3 separate regions of the Mus musculus genome follow, and all the other regions are linked to region 2. A link is a loop called in an ENCODE intact Hi-C map of the cell type or tissue named here. Cell type or tissue: heart. All regions are shown on one strand. Links, peaks and the distances in the headings refer to the core of each region. The heading gives the core; the rest is flanking DNA.

Region 1 (6,269 bases), core at 668-5,667, 200 kb before region 2:
TCATTGGCTCTGTTCTGGTACAACCCCTGAACTGTCAGCTTCTTTGCCACATGCCTAGTAGAGCTGGGGTTAGAGACAAGCAGAGCCTAACACCACTGTTCTCTTTCATATCCATACCCCTAAATGAAGTGTCTGGTTCACCAAGGTTCTCACCATTGCCCAGGGCTTCCAGTCCCTCCTGATGCTTTCCTGAGTTACCACTGCTCAGGGTTGTACAGCTAGAGTCTTCTGTCTTCTTTCTGAAAGTCCATGAAAGTTGGGGCCATAGATGCCCACCTCTGCCCACCTGCTTCTCCTCTGTCCCTCCTGCAACTTTGCTTTTGTTTAGTTCTGTGAGATGCGAAGAAGAAGGGTGTTCACCCTTCCCTCTGAGCATCAGAGCTGAGGTAGTTCCCTCTCTCCCAAACATTCATCCTGACAAGTGTCATGCCCTTGGTGACAGGTCAGTGTTTGGGAGGAGTCCCCTAACGAAGGCAAAACATCCCACAAGTTAACTGACTTACCTCAGCCGTGGCGTCTCAACCACCCACAACCACTGACTAACTTTTGCATGAGAAATATTATCTGTAGATTCACTAAGAGCGGCCAGTTAATATTGTCTTTGTCTATAGGATAAAGAAACCTGAGTGCTTATATTTTTAGTTATGAGTCTAACCTTGAATGGCAAAGCCACCTCCAGCCCAAGAAACCCTAACTCAATCGTAGATTATACAAACCACACATGTAAGAACACAAAAGCAAAAGCTGTCTGCGCACTACTGAAAATGTAGGCTCTACTCATAAAGTCTGGGTCTTTACTGTGGCTTCCACTCCCAACAATGCCTCACGGTCCAAGATGAGCCTCTGTAGCTGCAACAATCACATCTACACTTCAGCCAGCAGTGGACCGCAGTTTTGTTACAGCCTTGGCTCCCAACGCGTGGTTCCATGTTACACAGTGCTGAGTGAAGGATTTGACATGAGTTGGTTCAGTGTTGAAAAGAGAAGCTGGGGGGGTTGCTCAAGCTTGTAATGCTGACACTCAGGAGGTAGAGACAGGAGGATGGAAGTTCAACGTCATCTTCCCAAGCTCTACTACACAAAGAGTATAAGACCGTCGTGGGTTACATGAGACACTGCCGAACAAACCAACCAGGAAAGGATGCTTAGATGGCTCAGTGGGTAAAGGCGCTTGCCACCAAACCTGACCACCTCATTTCAATCTTTGAGATCCACGGGGTAGAAGAAAACAGACTCCCAAAAGTCGTCCTCTGACCTTTATCTGTGTTCTGTGGCATGCACACGTCCCACCCTTCAAAAAGTTAATAAATAAAAAAAAATTTCAAAAACTTATTTGTTTCTTTTCAATTTTTGTTTTATGTGTATGAGTTGTTTGCCTGCATGTATATGCACATTCAGACATGCACGCATACATACATGTATATATACATAGGTATGCCTATGGACCACACGTGTGCTTAGTACCCCCAAAAGCAATAAGCAGAAGACCAGGTGTTCTTAACCCCTGAGCTATCTCTCCAAAGGAAGATGTTCCATCATTTGCCTGTGAAATGCATGATGTCTTTGTTTTTTAATAGCTGAATAGTATTGCATTATGTAGATGTACCACATTTTCTCTACCATTCTTCCATTGAGGGGCATCTAGGTTGTTTCTAGTTGCTGGCTATTTTAAGTAAAGCTGCTATAGAGCAAGTTTCTTTGTGAGATGTTGGAGCATCTTCTGGGTATATGCCCAGGAGTGGTATAGCTGGGTCTTGAGGTATTCCTAATTTTCTGAGAAAACACCAAATTGATGTCCAAAGTGGTTGTACAAGTTACTGGCTCAACTCCAGACCCATTCCATGGGCAAGCACCAATCCCTGACACTACTAATGATACTCTGTTATGCTCAAAGACAGGAATCTAGCATGGCTGTTCTCTGAGAGGTTCCACTCAGCAGCTGACTCAGACAGATGCTCCACACACAGCTAAACAGTGGCTGGAGCTTGAGAACTATTATGGGAGAGTAGGGGGAAGGATTGAGTGTCCCGAAGGGGACAGGAACTCTTCAGGAAGAGTGCAACAGAGTCCAACAGCTCTGGACCCTTGGAGCTCTCATAGATTGAACCACCAACCAAAGAGCATAGAGGAGCTGGACCTAGACCTCCCTGTACATATGTACCAGATGTGCAGCTTGCTTGGTCTTCATGAGGGACACGAACAACAGGAGCGGGGGGTGGGGGGGATATGCCAAAAACCGTTGCCTGTCTGTGGAATATGTTCTTCTACACAGGCTGCCTTGTCTGGCCTCAGTGGGAGAGGATGATGCTCAGTGGGAGAGGATGAACCTAGCACTGCAGAGACTTTGGGGTGGGGGGACTCCTATCAGAGAAGGGGAGGGATAGAGGAAAAGACTGTAGGAGGGAGGAACCAGGAGAGGTGGCAGTGAGTGGGATATAAAGTGAAAAAATAAAATAAAATAAAATAAAATAAAATAAAAAGAGGAACACACCTACCTCTAGGCAGACCACATTTCCCAGAGCCCGAAGAACCCTTGGAGTCTTCTAGAAATCCCCGTCCCCACATGGGTCTGAACATTCTGCTGAGAGGTGGACCAGGGCCCTGCCTCTGGAATTAGGCAGCTGCCATCCTCGGGTAGGCAATCCTGACACCAGCTGCCTGTGGGTGAAACTGCTTCTGCCTGGAGCTGCTGGGACATTCCCATTGACTGCAGCTCCTAGGTGTGAGGAGGCTCAACCTTACCATGTGGAAGGCTAGGGCTACCCAGAGCAAGGGCATCCATTAGCATGGTGAGCCCTCCATCTCTGAGCCTCTGTGCCTGGCTCCGCCTTCTTGCAGGTAGTTCCTGCAGAGCCGCCACGGGATCCCTGCTTCAAGGCAAGCAGGCCCAATTTTTAAATTTTTTTGTTGTGTGGAAAGATTTTTTGATCTGGATGCATCAACTGGCTAGAAGGTTTGTGCTCCTCACCAACATGACTGTGCCACCCAGCAGGGGGCAGCAGACAGACCCAGTGGACAATAGTGAAAAGAGCAAAACTCTGCAGGTCAGAAGAGGTGGGGTTTAATTGCCCTTGGGAGCTGGCACAGTATCTCCTTTGGACAAGTCACCTAATGGTGTCACTTAAATGATGGCCATGTCACACTGCCCTGTAGGTGCTAGGCAGGGAGTCTGGGTCGGCCATTCATCCCCCCCCTCTGCTATAGCAGAAGAAGATGCGATGCATCTTTAGCACCATTCACCATGGTTCTATCGGACTAGAAAGTTCACGGTGAGCATCCCGAATCAGAAGACCCCAAATCCACAATGGGCTAAAATCAAAGCTAGTCACGACGGTACACATTTGTATGATTCCTTACTGCAGAACTAGATGAGATAGGAAGATCGTGTCAGGCCATCTTGTCTAAAACAGAGGGGAATGCTGGGAGATGTCTCTGTGGGTAGAATGTTCCCATTCATACAAGAGGACCCCAGACCGCATCTGCAATCCTCAAGCCCCGCCCCCCAGAGAGATGACAGGCAGACTCTCAAGCAGTCCCTGGGCAGACTAGCCTGGTATGCTGTATGGAGAGCGAACAACAGAGATCCTGCTTCAAACAAGGTAGAAGGCAATGTCTCCTGTCTTACATACACACGTGAACACACATGTGCATGCACTTCTCAGCCATCCCCAGGTAAAATGCAGGCCTGAAAGTGAAGGTGGGCCTTTTTCCCATCCCCCACCCCCAGCCTGGATGCCTGCACTCCCTGGATTCCTGAAGTCCTTGGAAGTAGCAAAGCCCAAAGGCTGAGCCTCATGAAGGCTCAAGCAGAGAGGAGGAGGAGGGGTTGGAAGGAGAGAGTAGGACCCATGTCTGGCAGGCTCTAAAATTAAGGGTTCTGGGTTCCCTCTTGGTCCTGAACCTCTTGATGTCTGCTTCTGTGATTCCCCCAGCATCAAGGATGCTATCCTGGAGATCTGATTCACCCCCACCTTAGGCAGCTCACTGTAGATCCCCTGAATGAAGGACATAGTCTCAGTTCAAAGGAGACTACAGAGGCTTGACTGCATAGAGTCGAAGGGCCTGTGAGAGCATAAGGCAGGGAGATGTGAAGCCCAGTGTGACAGGCTCTCAGCCCCTCCTCGTGGTCCCTGTGGACACAAAGCCCCTGAGTTACAGAACCTGCCTCCCAGTGGCTAGTGCTCCTGTGCCCCTCCAAGGACAGCATTCTGGTGCTTCTACCCACCCAGTGTGAGCCAGCTCTGACTCAGGGCACACCCAGCGCTGGAAGGCAGCACAGGTTCCAGCGCCCCCGGACCTCCTCTAGGAATGAAAGAAACAGGCCTGGGCCTGGAGCAGTGGGTGTCAAGGTATCACCGGGCCCCTGCGTGGGCCTGATGGCTGTGGGAATCTGAGGGGATTATGCGGTGGTTTGGCAATGTTGAAAGGCAGACTCCACGCCCACTAAATCCTTTGGAGCAGAGGAGCCCTTGTTTTCAGGTGAGTTCAGTTCCGAAGGGGGTGGACACACACACACACAGCCTAGCTGGGGCTTCTTATAGTTGCATCTGTTCCTGATCGCCTGAGGTGACTAGTGGCACTCTCTAAAGAAAAACAGGGTGAGGACCTCCATAGCCAGGGTTGACTACCCAGGCAAGGATGAGCTGTTGGTGCCATCTTCAATGAAAAGCCACCTGGTGACATCACCAGTCCTTGGAGTAGATCAAAGGGAACCATATGGATGGCACCCAGCTGCCAGGGCTGCCAGCTCTTCCAGCCCAGGAATGCCTGGGGCTGCCTGGATAGGAAAACTGGAAATGGTACCTGCCTGCCCACCGCCTCTTATTTGTAAGCCACAGGCAGCCTTAGCCTCCTACTTAGACTCTCCAGGGCCAATGGTCCTGTTCTAACACCAACACACACTCTTCGCAGGCTGTGGTTGTGGTGCTGCGGCTCAAAAACCAAGGTGTTTAGAGAGATCTAGAAGCGACAAAGGCCCCAAAGCCCTGGAACAAGGTACTGTAAATGAGCATGGATGAACACTGAGGGACAGACCCACAGACAGAGCATCTCCCAGATACCCACCACTCCTTTCACAGTACCAAAAGGTCAACAGCTGGCTAGGTTTGGCTGCCTCTTCCACCATGCCTTCAAACAGCAGACAGTTCATATGGTCTATTACATCTCCTGCACAGCCCCGTCCCTTGGCTTAGTGGGTTCCCCTGATGTGATGGCGGGCCCCTGAGGACTCTCAGGGCCATAGGCAGGTGGGAAAATAGAGAGCGTGCAAAGCAGCAGCAATTACAGGCTCCACCCTGAGATGGGGCACTTTGTGGTGGGAACCTGTCCAGGCAAAGGACTTATCCGAGAGATCAGGCAAATTACTGGGTAGCCATCAGAGTGGAGCCTAGGCACAGACGTGTGTGCAACAGACACCTCATTAGTCTAATTATGGGCTCCCGGGCCCACTGGTACTACGCAGATGGAGGAAAACTTGAGGTCAGCCAAGAGAACAGCACCAAGGTGATGCTTTCCTCAGAAGGCTAGTTTGCCCTAGCTCCTCAGGCTGAGGTCCACCCCAGAAAGATGGGAGAAATGGAGGGGATGAGACCTCGTCACTTTAGAAGTCGACAGACTCCACACCTGCTCATGTGCTCTGCGTCCTTCTACTCCATCTGCAACCCTCATCCGTCGGCATTCAGGATTGCCAGGAGATGCTGGCCACTAGATACGGTCCATAAAAAAATGGTGATAGGACTGGAGAGATGCCAATTAAGGGCACTGATTGCTTCCAGAGAACATTAGTCGTATCCCAGAAAAGATGGCTCAAAACCGTCTGTCACTCCGGTTCGGAAAGATCAAGTACCCTTAGTTGGCAACAGACACGCTTGCGGGCAAAACACCCATACACGGAGAATATTTTAATTTTAAAAATTAAAACGGTGTCAAAGGTGCACAAAGGTCAGCCTTGTACTGCACATACGTTAGCTCCTCTAGAGTTATAAACAAATGCATTTATTTCATAAATGAGAGAAGAGTGCCTGACGATGTTAAGTGATTTGTTAGTAGCTCTTGGAGCTAGAAAATCAAGACTTTGCCCTAAACTAGCAGCAGGCCCAGGAACCACCCACCACCGAAGAGCTGGTGGGAAGTGGCTCCGGGAAACAGCTCGCTCCTCCCTCAAGAGATGACGTCACGGGGCCCCGCCCGTTTTAAAGCCGCTGAGTCCCTTTGGTTGTTGTAGGGAGAAGGGTTGGGTTCCTCTGCTTCTGAGATCCGGTACCCATCTC
Region 2 (6,269 bases), core at 833-5,832:
AGCAACCTAGAGGAGAAAAGAGCTTATTTGGCTTACAGTCTCAGGTTACAGTCTTTCATTGAGGGGAAGTTGAGGCAGGAACACAGAGCAGCTAGTCAGTCAAGAGTAGAGAAATGGACACATCTCTGTTGCTTGCTATGTTGCCTGTGCTCAGCTAACTCTTTTCACGTATACACTTTAGGGCTACCTGCCCAGGGAATGATGCCACTCATAATGGACTGGGCATATCAATTAACAATGAAGACCCTACCCCAACCCCAGACACACCCACAATCTAACATGATCTAAGCAATTCCTCAATTCCTAAATTCTTTCCAAATAATCTTAGGTTGTAGTGAGTTGACATTTAAACTAACTGGCAGAATTGGGCTCATCTCCCATCATGTATTTTGGAGGAAGGTGTGTTTAGACATGAAACCCAGTGCATAGTCTCAGGCTGAGATACAAATAGACGCTGTACACAGGAAGTAGTGTTAGAGCCAGTGTTAATAGATGAGCGTGGCCTTTGTCACACTAACCATGACTGTTAGCCTGGAATGGCTTGGACAGATCACTAGGTAGGAGAACATTCCTGCTTCAAGCCAAGGCTAATATCCAAATTCCAGAATGTCAGATCTGAGGCACATGTCATCGGTGGCTTTTGGAGGCAGCCAAGGTGGGGAGGGTATCTCCTAGTCACCCTTCTAGAATGTTCCATCTTACCTCAGCAAGGAGCATCTGTGAGGTCACACATAGCCTCAGTCACTGTTATGTCTAGTCAAGTTGTTCTAGTCCATCACTTGGAATAGTCACTGCTGGGTGGTCTTGGCCTGATAGTTCATGTACCCTAAGATTAGCAGAGAGAACAGGTTTAGGGCTGGATGCTGGAGGGTTCCAGGAGCTCAGAGGGAATGGTTCAGACAGCAGTGAATGTCATACCTATGTAAGTAAAGGAGGCTCTGGAGGTAAGGTAAGGGCTGGAGAAGAGAGGGGAGACAACCACGAATAGGAGAGGGAGTGAGAGAAGGGATTGGGCCACTGTGTGTGTGTGTGTGTGTGTGTGTGTGTGTGTGTGTGTGTGTGTGTGTGTGTGTGTGAAGTGCAGTGTGAGGAGACACACTCCCTCCAGCCACTTTGAATCTGCCTGCAGATCAGGCAGACCCTCCTCCCTGCACCACCTACAGGCCCTCCTAGGGACAAGCAGCCCCAGCTCTGTAGAAGAAGCTGCAGGAAGCCAGAGCAGCTAGGACTGGGCTGAGGACTTCCGGGACACAGCAGTGTAGAATGATAGGAAGGGCAGCCAGGCCTTGGAGCAGACCTCCAGCTGGACTCTGGAACCTTCTGCTCTTGGTGATAAGACCTAGCACAAGTCCGGAAGTAAAAAAGGTGCAGGCTGCGTTCTGTAAGCAGAGGCCAGGCAGAAGCTCCCAGTGGAGCGGAGCTGCCTGCTGGGCCCAGAGCTTGGGGCACTCGGGTATGCTTGGGCTCACTGTGCTTCATTCCCAGCAGGCTCTGGGGCAAATGCTGGCTTCTCTAGGCAAGAAACCCCTAGCACTGGCTTGCTAACATTCGACAGAAAGTGACTGAAGGTCCCATCTGCTGGGGACATGTAACAAGGATGGCCCACCTGCTGGTGACAGCATGGGAAGGTGAGAAGGGGCTCGCAGCACCCTTGTTGTCCCCTCTTCTGAGTTACAGGGAGCTCCCTTGCTGCTCTCCCTTGGCTTCCTTTGTGTTCATGATCACACACAGACACACAGACAAGGAAAAGCTGTGTAATCTCCCCAATCTTAACTGCAGAAGCCCACAGGAAGCATGATCTTGGGATTTCCTTCACACACAAGGACCAGGGCTGGTGGAGACAGGGGGATGGCTCTGCAGCTGCTGCAGCACCTCAGGCTCTCTGAGATAACTGCGTGGTTGGTCAGGTGGGGAGGGCTCCATGCTGGCAGACAATGAGAAGGGGCTTGTCCACTAGTAGCATGCCCCTCCCCACTTCCTGCCTCTCCCCTCTCCCTCCCCTTCTGCCTCTACCCCTCCCGGTTCTTTCTGCCACTCTCCATTTTCAGAGTCAGACTCTAAGTTTGGTCCTACAAGGCTGCCAAAGGGTGAATTCAAGCTCCCACTCCAGAAAGACTGAAGAAAGCAGGGCTGAGATGGATTGGGGCAGGAAGGGGTAGAGAAGGGTGAATGAAGACCCAGGGAGGTTGCAGAGGGCTAGCTCCAGGGAAGGGTGGAGAATTCCTTTCTTTTCATTTTCAACTCCACCATTGTTCATCAGTTTGATTTTTAAAGATTTCTTGAATAACAACAGCAAGTTTGTCTAGACATGAAAGAACACCTGTGTCTATTGTCTGCTTTCTCCTAAAGCTGCCGCCTGAGCCCATCTGCTCACAGGTCGGGCCATCTATAGGGATGCAGCAATCAAATTGTGGGTTGGGGAACAACTAAAGGAATGGAGTTTTTGAGGGAGGTGAGGAACAGGGACAGGGTGGGACCCCGGAGGCTGGCCTCTGAGACAGAAGCAGCTGAGGGCCCCACAGGAGGGACAGGCATCTTTCTGTGGCCTTCCGTGTTCTTGTCAGTTCAAGGTACAGGGCCATCAGGTGCCAGATACTCAAAGACAAAAATGAAGCCAGGAGCACCTGGCAAAGGAGGGGAAGCCCAGGACGGGAGCACTGTGGGGATCTCAGAGGGAAGTAGGGATCCCAGGCTCCTGGGGGCTGGCATCTGAGTCTCCACTCTGTCCCATTGGTGCTCTGTGGTTGCTTGGCAGGAGAGGAAGGGAAAGGGAAGGAAGGAGCGGGGAGGAAGGGAGAGGGGGAAGAGCTATACTGTCTAGCCCTTACTAAGGGGCAGGGTCCAGGCCAAGCTTGGATCAGAGTCCCTGTGACATCCAAGTTGCCTGCATTTCCCATGAGAAAACAGGTTTGGAGATACTCAGAGCCACGTGCAAAATCTCACAGCCTACACCAACACTCCATCCCAGGTCTGGTCCAGGTTCTAAGGTTCAGTCTCTCCCATCTATTCCCTGCTGCACACACATACAGACAAACAGACACATACAGACAAAAAGACACACACAGACACATAGACAGGCAGATACACATACACACACAGATAAACAGACACACAGACACATAGGCAGATACACATACACACACAGATAAACAGACAGACAGACAGACAGACAGACAGACAGACACACACACACACACACACACACACACACACACACACACACACACAGCTTTTCTTTGTATGTTTTTAGCCAGCACAAATGGTTCTCCAAACCCAGACTGTAAAGCCCATCACTCAGGGACTTACATGCTCTAAACTAGTAAAGATTGCATCTGTATTCAGTAGTTCCCTCTCTGAATTCTCAAGACATCCCAGAGATCAAAGTGTCAGAATTTCCTTGTTGAGGGAATACCTTCCTGTCATTGTACTAAGTAGCCACATGGTGGCGCCATGGAGGGCCTGTCCAACAGAATCCAGTGATTTGTGGATTGCTGGTTGTCAACATGGAAGAACATTTCTTTCCTTCCTTCCTTCCTTCCTCCTCCTCCTCTTCCTCCTCTCCTCCTCCTTCTCTCTCTCTCCCTTTCTTTCTTTCTTTCTTTCTTTCTTTCTTTCTTTCTTTCTTTCTTTCTTTCTTTCTGTCTGTCTGTCTGTCTTTCTTTCTCTTCCTTCCTTCCTTCCTTCCTTCCTTCCTTCCTTCCTTCCTTCCTTCCTTCCTTCCTTCCTTCTATTTTTGAAACTAGGATTGAGCCTAGCACACAGCATGCAAGCTTCTATCACTGATCCAGCTGCCCAGTGCCTTCCAAAGGCAGCAGCACCTAGGCCCTCTGGACTGCAAAGCTAAGTATGCAAAAGTCATACAGCCAATGAGGTGTGCCAAAATATAGCTTTTATGTGGCTAAAACATGGCAAAGTATCACAGATGGATGAGTTTAATTACTGTGTGTGCCTGGGTGTGCTGCTGATGCTGTTGTCTGCATAGTTAATAGGGTCGTAATTCATAGGGTTGCTACTGTGCCCATAAAGTTTACTTTTCCTGAATTTCTTTGGCAAGTCACTAATTCTAACATAGATCTTCACAGATTCATTCATCCTATAGCAGAGACAAGCTAGACAACCTTTCTTGAACCCAAATCATTTTTATATCTTAAATTTGGTTTGGAGCACGTCCTTTTGCTTAGGCAGTAGTCTCTGGAATTGCCTAAAGTTCTTGACACAATGTTAGTTTTGGAAATTAACCATGGATCAAATGTATCATAATTGAATGCTAGAGTCAGCCATCAAAATAAATAAGTGGGTTTTCGTCACTGCAGAAGATATGGTGAAGTATTTTAATGCTTTAATTTCATAACAAAAAAAAAACCCCTCATTAAACTCGTTGTGGTTCTCAGTCATTCTTATTGTTCCAAGGTCATTTTTGGATTTAACAGCTCAGCACACACTAAGTCATTGAGCAGTCGTCTTCCACTGAGCACAGACTTCCTGTTCTTCTACCTCAGCTGACTATGATTCAAAACTGTCAAATGGAAAACCCAGAAACAATGAAAAAATCTTAACCTCTGTTACAGTCAGTGGTTAAATTGTATTTTGTTGTTAGTTACTATTACTTTAACTGCGGTTAACTTATGAATCACATTACTCAAACACACACACACACACACACACACACACACACACACCCCATATATGGAAATAAAAGCCTGTGTGAGGTGTCAGTGGTCCCCATGGGTCCAGGCTTCATCTGGACGCCTTGGGGTCCGCCTAGTATGGATGAATGGGAAGATGACTATAAATATTCAGAGTGTTGGTTTGTCTCTTGTCAACTTGACACATCCGTGAGAGGGAACCTCAGCTGAGAAAATGACCCCATCGGATTGTCCTGGGAGCAGGTCTGTGGTGCATTTTCTTGGCTGGTGGTAGACGTGGAAGGCCCAGCCCCAGACAGTGCCACCCCTGGGCAGGTGGTCCCGGGTTACATACAAAAGCAAACTGAACAAACCAGGCAGATCAAGCCCTGCCCCATGGTCTCTGCTTCAGTTCCCGCCTCTTCGGTCCTCCCTTGAGGTCCTGTCTTGACTTCTTTAGGTGTTTGATTATGATGTGGAAACATAAGCCAAACAAGTTCTTTCCTCCTCATGGTACTTTTGGTCATGGTGTTTGGTTAAAGCAATAGAAACCCCACCTAAGACACCCATGGAGAGACTTGGGTTCTCCCTGTGTCACCCAGATGTTGGAATGGTAACGCTATGTGTATTGCCTTCTGACCTTTTTTTGTAGAGGATGCTATTCCTACATCCTTGGTGAGAATTTTAGAATGTCAGTCTTCAGTGATAATTTCTTTTCTGAAAGAATTTTTCCTTTTCTAAAATTTACTGTTTTTTTTTTTTTTTTTTGAGATAGGGTCTTATGATATAGTTCTGACAGGCCAGGAATTCACTTTTTAGACCAGGCTGGCGTCAAATTCACAGAGGTCCATCTGGGTCTGCCTTCCGAGTGCTAGACTTAAAGTTGTTCGTCACTATGCCCGGTTCCTACATGAGTTTTCATTTGCCTTTCACATGTACAGCGAAGACACCAGTGGCCCAGGAACAACTGTGACATCCCTTAGACATTTCTACAGCAAAAAGGAGGTATAAATTTAGATTCCAAACCCAGATATGATGGGCAGAATTCTAAGATGTCTTAGGATTCCCATCTGTCTTAGTTAGGGTTTTACTGCTGTGAACAGACACCATGACCAAGGCAACTCTCATAAGGACAACAATTAATTGGAGTGGTTTACAGGTTCAGAGGTTCAGCCTCCATTATCAAGGCAGGAACATGGCAGTGTCCAGGCAGGCATGGTGCAGGAGGAGCTGAGTGTTCTACATCTTCACCTGAAGGCTGCTAGCAGAAGACTGGCTTCCAGGCAGGAAGGATGAGGATCTTGAAGCCCACACACAATAACACACCTACTCCAACGGGGCCACACTTTCTAATTGTGCCACTCCCTGGGCCGAGCTTATACAAACCATCGCACAATTCTCGAGCAGCACTTCTACATACTGCCTTCTTCCTGAGTGTGTAGAATGATCTGTGTCACAGGTGTCACTTTCACGAGTGAGGCATCTGGATGTCAGCTTTGAGATCACCAAGGAGACTGTTCACATTATCCTGGGCATGCCTGACCCAGTCAGAGGAGCTTATAACAGAAGGCCAGAGTGACCTGACTTGGAAGGTACAAAACTGCCTTGTTGCTAACTGCTTATGGGGCCCGGGGATGGGGGGTG
Region 3 (6,269 bases), core at 742-5,741, 120 kb before region 2:
CACAGATAAGGGCTGAGGACCCCCCCCCCAACCCCCGGCCTCTATAGAGAAAGTTCTGACACCTCCCTGGCCTAGAGCTCCGGCTCGTTCCATTATGAACACACGGGCCTTGAGCTCTAGTCTCCACGACTTGCATGTCTAGAGCTTCTCGGTCGGTCACTTAACTGTTAGCAACAACAACAACGAAAAGAACAGACCCCGGTAACAAAGTAACGGAATTAAGTATTTTTTGCAGTGAACTTGAGAGTTAACTGTTACGAAAGAGTTTCTGTGAGCTCAAAAAAGGAAAAAACAACAACAAAAAAACCCCAACCAACCCTAAATGTTTGTGTTAACACCAAAAATGGAGGGGGGAAGTCGGACTTCGACATCAACTACCAAGAGTCGAGCTGCGAAGCGGTCCCCGGAAACCAGAGAGGCGAGTGACCTCACGCCATCCCAGGTTTCAGGCTCAGGCCGGCCGCCCTGGTACAGGTGCCACCTGCCTGCACACAGCCCAAGAGCAAGTGAGAGTTGGATCAGAAAGGTCAGTGAACGGAGCGCGCCTTCCTAGAGCAAGCGCAGCCCCCTGCGGCCGGGCGCGCCCCCGCCGGCCGGATGGGCTGGGGCTCCCACAAAGAGCCGTGGGGTAGGGAGCGAGGACTGGGACCGCCCCCCGCGTCGGCCAGCGCCGCCGCTGGGTCGGGTTGCGACAAATTAAACCTTAGAGCCCTGGAAAAATTACAGGAAGAAGAGAACGAAGAATGTGCCGAGTGGCTGAAGGGAGCCCTGTCCCCGCGTGAACTTCGCCCGCCCCAGCCGGCCCCTCCCTCGCCAGAGCCCGCCCGGAGGCCTGGGAAGAGGGGTGGCGAGACTCCAGCTCCCCGAGCACCTACGCCCCAAAAGGGAGCGCCGCCTGCCCCCCCCCCCAACCACCTCTAGCGCACCTGCCCGCGCCGCCCGCAGCCCGGATGACGACATCTACCCCCGCGGCCCCGCCCCAAGAGCCTGGGAGGGGGCGTGCCCGATGGGGGCGCGGTCGCCGAGAGGGCGCCGGCTCCAAGCGCCACGGCCAGCGTCACGCGAGGCCAGAGCGCCAGGACAGGGGCGCGGCTGCGATCGCCCTCAGCTCATGGCTCCCCGCCCTCGGCCCCGGCCCCCTCTAGCGCTGGGCCCGAAGCTCTGGGGGCGTGGCCGGTCCCAAGCAGTCCCTAGTCCGCGCGTTCGCGGCGTCCCCGCCGCCCCACTGACCTGTGTGAGTTCTCAGGTGCGCCTTGAGGTGCGAAGATTTCCCGTAAACTTTCTCGCAGCCCGCGTAGTGGCACTTGTGCTTCCTCTGCGGGGACTCGAGGTCCGCGCGGCTCCGGCCTCGCCGACCCCTTTGTCTGAGGCCAGGCTCGCCGCTCCCCGCGGGGCCGGGCTCCTGCTCCAATGCCGCCTCCGGCTCGCTCCACGCGGGGCTGGGGGGCGCGGCCGGCGCGCCTGCTTGTCCCGGGGAGGCGGGCTCTGGGCCGGGTGGCGGCGCAGGGGGCGCAGGCGGCAGGCGGCAGGGGGTCCTCGCCTTGCGCGCAGCGGCCCCTTCTCTGCGTTCCGCGGGGGCGGGCGCCGGCGCCTGCTGGTTGAGGTCCGCTAGGATCCGAGCCACCACGAAAAGCGAGGCGCTGTCCTTGCCGTCGCGGCGCTCGTCAACGCGGGGCAGTGTGGGGGCGGCGGCGGCCGCGCCCTCGGGCCGGGGTTCAGGTCCTTCCCGCGGCTCGTGCACGACTGCGCGGCTGGACATGGACACGAGGCACTCGGCGGCAAAGTGGTCCACATAGGCGGCGGCTGCCATGCTGCGGGCTAGGGCGCGCGGTGCTCTCGCAGGAGTCGTCAGCGGCGCATCCGCACCCACGGCCTCCGGGAGCGGCGGGGGGCGGGGGCGCGGCGCGCCCTCTTCTCCGGCTGGGCTGGGCTGGGCTAGGCTGGGCGCGTAGCCGCTTCTGCCGTCACCCGCGCGGCTCCGCGTCCGCCTGGCCGGGCACTGGAGGGTGAGCGCATGGGGGGCTCCAGTAAGGAGGGTCCGCGTGCGGCGTCAGAGTCGGCCTGTCTTAGGGACGTCGAGCGGAGGCGACGTTAGGCACGACCCCTGCAAGTTGTGGTCGCAGTTCCACCGTGCATTGTGGCAGGCGGGACAGCCTCCGTGCGCGCCGCGGCTCGGTGTGGGCGGACCGGCCCCGGGGGTGGGCGGGGCCGGGGCCACATCTGGACCCGACGTCAGCCCCCAGCCACATCCTGGCGGCGCAGGTTACAGGCGGCAGCGGCCGCAGGGAGCAGCGCGCACGAAGGGGGCGGGGAGCCTGGAGCGCCTCAGGAGGGGCGTGGCCAGTGGTAGACGCGAACTCCATTGGCTCTTGAGTACTTTATGCAGCCAATCCGGTCCTCGAGAGGGTTCTACTGGCCGCGGGACCTGCGCGCGCCAGTGGGCGTGCCCCTGGGCCTGCAAGAGGAGGGGCGGAAATCGGAGCCGGGCGCGCGGCGCGCAGACGCATGACGTCCGAGGGTGGCGGGCCGCTGTGTAGCGGCGCAGGGCTGGGGCGCGTGCCTCCCGCAGCGGGAACCCCGCCGGCCCTTTCCATGCCAGAGCTTTTGTGAGCAGGCAGCAGTGGGTGGCACGAGGATGGCAACACTGAGCAAGACACCCTGTGGTCGCTCCGCCCGCCGGGAGTGCGGGCAAGGTGGCGTATCGGTCCCTATGGGACCTAAGCGGCCGACCTCGCCTATGGGCGGGACATTACCGAGCCTCACCCCACCGCAGCGGAGTTCTCTGGTGGCCGGGTTTGCATTGCCCATCTCCAGCCACCTCCTCACCCCGCTCCTATTGAGCTCCGGTTCTCTACGCAACCTTGGCCCGAGCCTTGTCACCACTGGGGCCGCCCCGCCCCCGCGCGGCCGAACTGCCCTTGAGCCTATGTTAACCTGGCTGATGCAGGACCCACCACTGCCAATGCTGAGGGAGTGAGCTACGTGCTGGGGCTGCGGTCGCGGCTGTTCAGGGAACACGGGGCCCCTTCCTCCCCCTTCCTGCCCCAGGCCTGCTGCCAACTTCTCCAGGCCGCCCCTCTCCCACCGCGGTCCTGGAGGCTTCAAACACCACCAGCTGCGAGGACCCCGCCCAGGGCGCCCCACCCATCCACTGTCTGGGCCTCTGAAGGAAATGCTCCGCTGCGTCCTGCCGGGGCCTTCCAACTAGGCCACCTTGCTCTAAAGTCTAGACACACATTCATGTTCTTTCCTCTCTGAACACTAGGCCATCATCAGAGAGACCCGTAGCTTCCAACTGCCTTTGAACCAATCTTAACACACTCAAAAGACTTTGGCCGCAACTGGCCTCTGACCTGTGAGGGTAGGATCAGCAGCCTCTCCTTTTCATTGTGGATGATACCTTAAAATAAGTCAGCCACCAAGTCAGGGAGACCCGACTGCCGGTTGGTCGACCCCAGTGAGCTAAAGAAGGGTCAGTCACCTCACTACTGGTGAAAATTAAGAACCATGGCTCTGATTTCAAGTTCTTCCCCAAGTTAAATGGGAGCCTAAAATAGAAAAGACTTTGATTTCTGATAATTGAGGAAACTGAACAATTTGGAATTTTCAGTTGTGAAACTTTAGGTTAACGTTTGAACACCCCGAGTGTGAGCACACACCCTGAATTTCCACACCATTGGGCTGCTGTTTTGTGGAGAAGCTGGATCAGGGCTTTGTAGGAGGGTCTCCACTTGGCAGAAAGTAGTCATCTTTGTTCCAGGCAGATTATGTTGATGGCATTTAAGAGACTGTGTCCTGACCAAGTGATGACTCAGATTGCTCCTCTGTTCCCACCACATGCCACAGACAGTCATCTCATTGGGAAAGAGCTGGCCCCTACACTGCCTTTCAGTCCATGCATGTCTTTCTGTCCCTCTGCAGCCAGGGGCATTCTGCAGTACATAAAATACTTTTTGGTTGGGCGTGGTGGCGCACGCCTTTAATCCCAGCACTTGGGAGGCAGAGGCAGGTGGATTTCTGAGTTCAAGGCCAGCCTGGTCTACAAAGGGAGTTCCAGGACAGCCAGAGCTACACAGAGAAACCCTGTCTCGAAAAACCAAAAAAACAAAACAAAAACACAAACAAACAAAAACACTTTTTGGTGGTGTCCTCCACGGTGGACCTTCCTGGGACATACATATTCACTGGACTCCTACATTATAGGTTTCTAGGATAGAACTGCATCAATCAACCCTTCTGACATACCCCATCCAAGCTTTCTTCCTGATGGTCTCCCAAAGGGTTTTCTCCTTTGGATATTATATACAAGAGGCATTACCTTGAGTGGTTTCTTACCAGTTCACTCACCAAGTACAAAATGATTGGGGTCTCAAAATTGAGGCCTTTCTTGTCCCAAACCCAGATAGAAATATCCTAGGGGTACAGCTCTACTCTCCAGTAAATATCTCATAGCTCTAGGTCCATGTTTCTGTGCTAGTAGGATCTTGATAACAATAGTATGGGTAAATGAGATAGGGATGTTTCCTTTTAGCTGGAAAGAAAAGGAGAAACTGAAACAAAACAGATCAGAGTGAACCAAGTGGGAGCAAATGAACCATAAGAGGACTAATGACGGGTGAAGTTTTTTGTGTGACGGTGGTAGTTGTTCCATTTGGAACCTCTGAAACAACCTCAGATATAAGCTAGAAACCTCAACTGTAAGACACGAACATGGACAAGAGCAGAAGAAGCAGCTGCAGCCAGTAAAGCTGAAATGTACCCATAGACCTAAGAAAATGAAAGCCTGAACTAGGAAGGAAAGTTTCCCCACAAGGTTCACAAATGGTGACACTGGATGTGGAAGGGAAAGGGACTTGAACTAAGAATGATGATAAATGATTGTACTAGAGTCTGTTGAGAGATGTTTAGATCGGCTGCCAGCTCCATGTAGCCTCACAGCTTCCTTCCCCTTCCTCTTCCTGAGGAGAGACTGTCTCTATCTAAAGGAGACAGATGAGTCCCCAGCGTCAGAGGCAGTAGTGCGCATGTGCCTACTGATACCTACACACCCCTTTCGGGGATTCCATGGCACAGGGAGCCAGGAGCCTAAAAGAGGCTTTTGGGCTGAGCTAACCAGGCCACAGAGAATGATCAAAACAGTCTGACATCCATAGCTGCTCAAGGATCCAATTAGCACACTACACAGAAGGCCACAGTGAAAGGTGCCACTTGACACAGGACTTCTGATCCATCTCAGTCCTTCCCAGGCAAATAAGAGTGGGCAGCTGAGCTGACATGTCAGGAAACCCTGCATCAGGAAATACAAAGGCACAATAGGGTTGGTTTTTGTTTGGTTTTATTTTTGTTAAGTTGTAGGAAACAAGCCATATAGAGAGAAGTAAACATCAACAATACAGCCAATAATATCAACAGGGAAATGTAAAAGGATACCACAGTCTGCAAAGGGAATGTATGTGTGAAGAAATATTTAGGAGTAAAAGAAAGAGTTCTTGAAGCATTAAAGCAAAGTAGCAAGCATATAAATGACAAAGACTTCAGTGGAAAGACTGAGAGAGAACATTAACCAGAAAGAATCCACAAAAGCATAAAATGGAAAGAGAGAAGAAAATTAGAGAATCAACCAGGGGGCTGGAGAGATGGCTTAGCGGTTAATAGCACTGACTGCTCTTCCAAAGGGACTGAGTTCAAATCCCAGCAACCACATGATGGCTCACAACCATCCATAAGGAGATCTGACTCTCTCTTCTCGAGTGGAGTGACTGAAGACAGCTACAGTGTACTTACATATAATGAATAAATAAATCTTTTTTTAAAAAATGAATCAACCAGAAAGTGCTTTGGTCAGTTAATAGCAACCTTGACATGATGGCTAGAAAAAAAAATCACTGATGAATTAATTAGTCCAAGGGAAGTCTTGACAATCAGAGAACATGTGTTGGGACAGCCATGGAGAGTAAGGGCCTGAGAGAAAATCCCCACACTGTATCTTACCACTCTTGAAATTTCTGAGTATCAGGGAAGGTGACCTGGTGTTAATTGTAGTTCACTTATGAACTGGAGTCAGAATAATGGGCTTCTCACAGCTGGACTAGCTGCTGGGAGCAAAGAAACAGATTTGGGAATGCTAGAGGAAAACTACCATAGCTGTCATGGAGCTAGACAGTGATCCAAACATAACCATCCATCAATAGGGAGGGATACATTGTAGGAAATGTCTCCTTGGGCAGGTAAGTTGCTGTGAGCACTGCAGAGTGTGCCCATGCAAGACT

Evidence for each region. Peaks named below come from ENCODE experiments on the same cell type or tissue, not always from the same donor. Only the 100,000 strongest peaks of a DNase experiment are listed, where the experiment ranks them.
Region 1: a loop joins it to region 2, with 2.1 times the contacts of the local background. A loop is called at or near these places in 13 of 42 quality-filtered maps.
Region 3: a loop joins it to region 2, with 2.5 times the contacts of the local background. A loop is called at or near these places in 17 of 42 quality-filtered maps.

The regions. Positions count from the first base shown.
Region 1 is chr7:63,852,498-63,858,766 of GRCm38, forward strand. Gm39023 (a long non-coding RNA gene) reads right to left here and starts at 140. Exons shown (of 3, transcript XR_882151.2): 1 at 1-140. In heart, for the core only: a CTCF peak has its summit at 2,993 (motif pointing right); DNase peaks (open chromatin) are centred at 2,984, 5,474 and 5,554.
Region 2 is chr7:64,056,822-64,063,090 of GRCm38, forward strand. It overlaps Gm20670 (a long non-coding RNA gene), which reads left to right and starts at 389. Exons shown (of 5, transcript XR_882168.3): 1 at 389-1,628; 2 at 6,085-6,217. In heart, for the core only: CTCF peaks have their summits at 1,196 (motif pointing left) and 3,445 (motif pointing right); a DNase peak (open chromatin) is centred at 1,260; H3K27ac peaks cover 2,524 bases.
Region 3 is chr7:63,936,737-63,943,005 of GRCm38, forward strand. It overlaps Klf13 (Kruppel-like factor 13), which reads right to left and starts at 2,179. Exons shown (of 2, transcript NM_021366.3): 1 at 1,231-2,179. The coding sequence starts at 1,810. In heart, for the core only: a CTCF peak has its summit at 2,898; DNase peaks (open chromatin) are centred at 1,035, 2,355, 2,955 and 3,855; H3K4me3 peaks cover 2,846 bases; H3K27ac peaks cover 3,214 bases.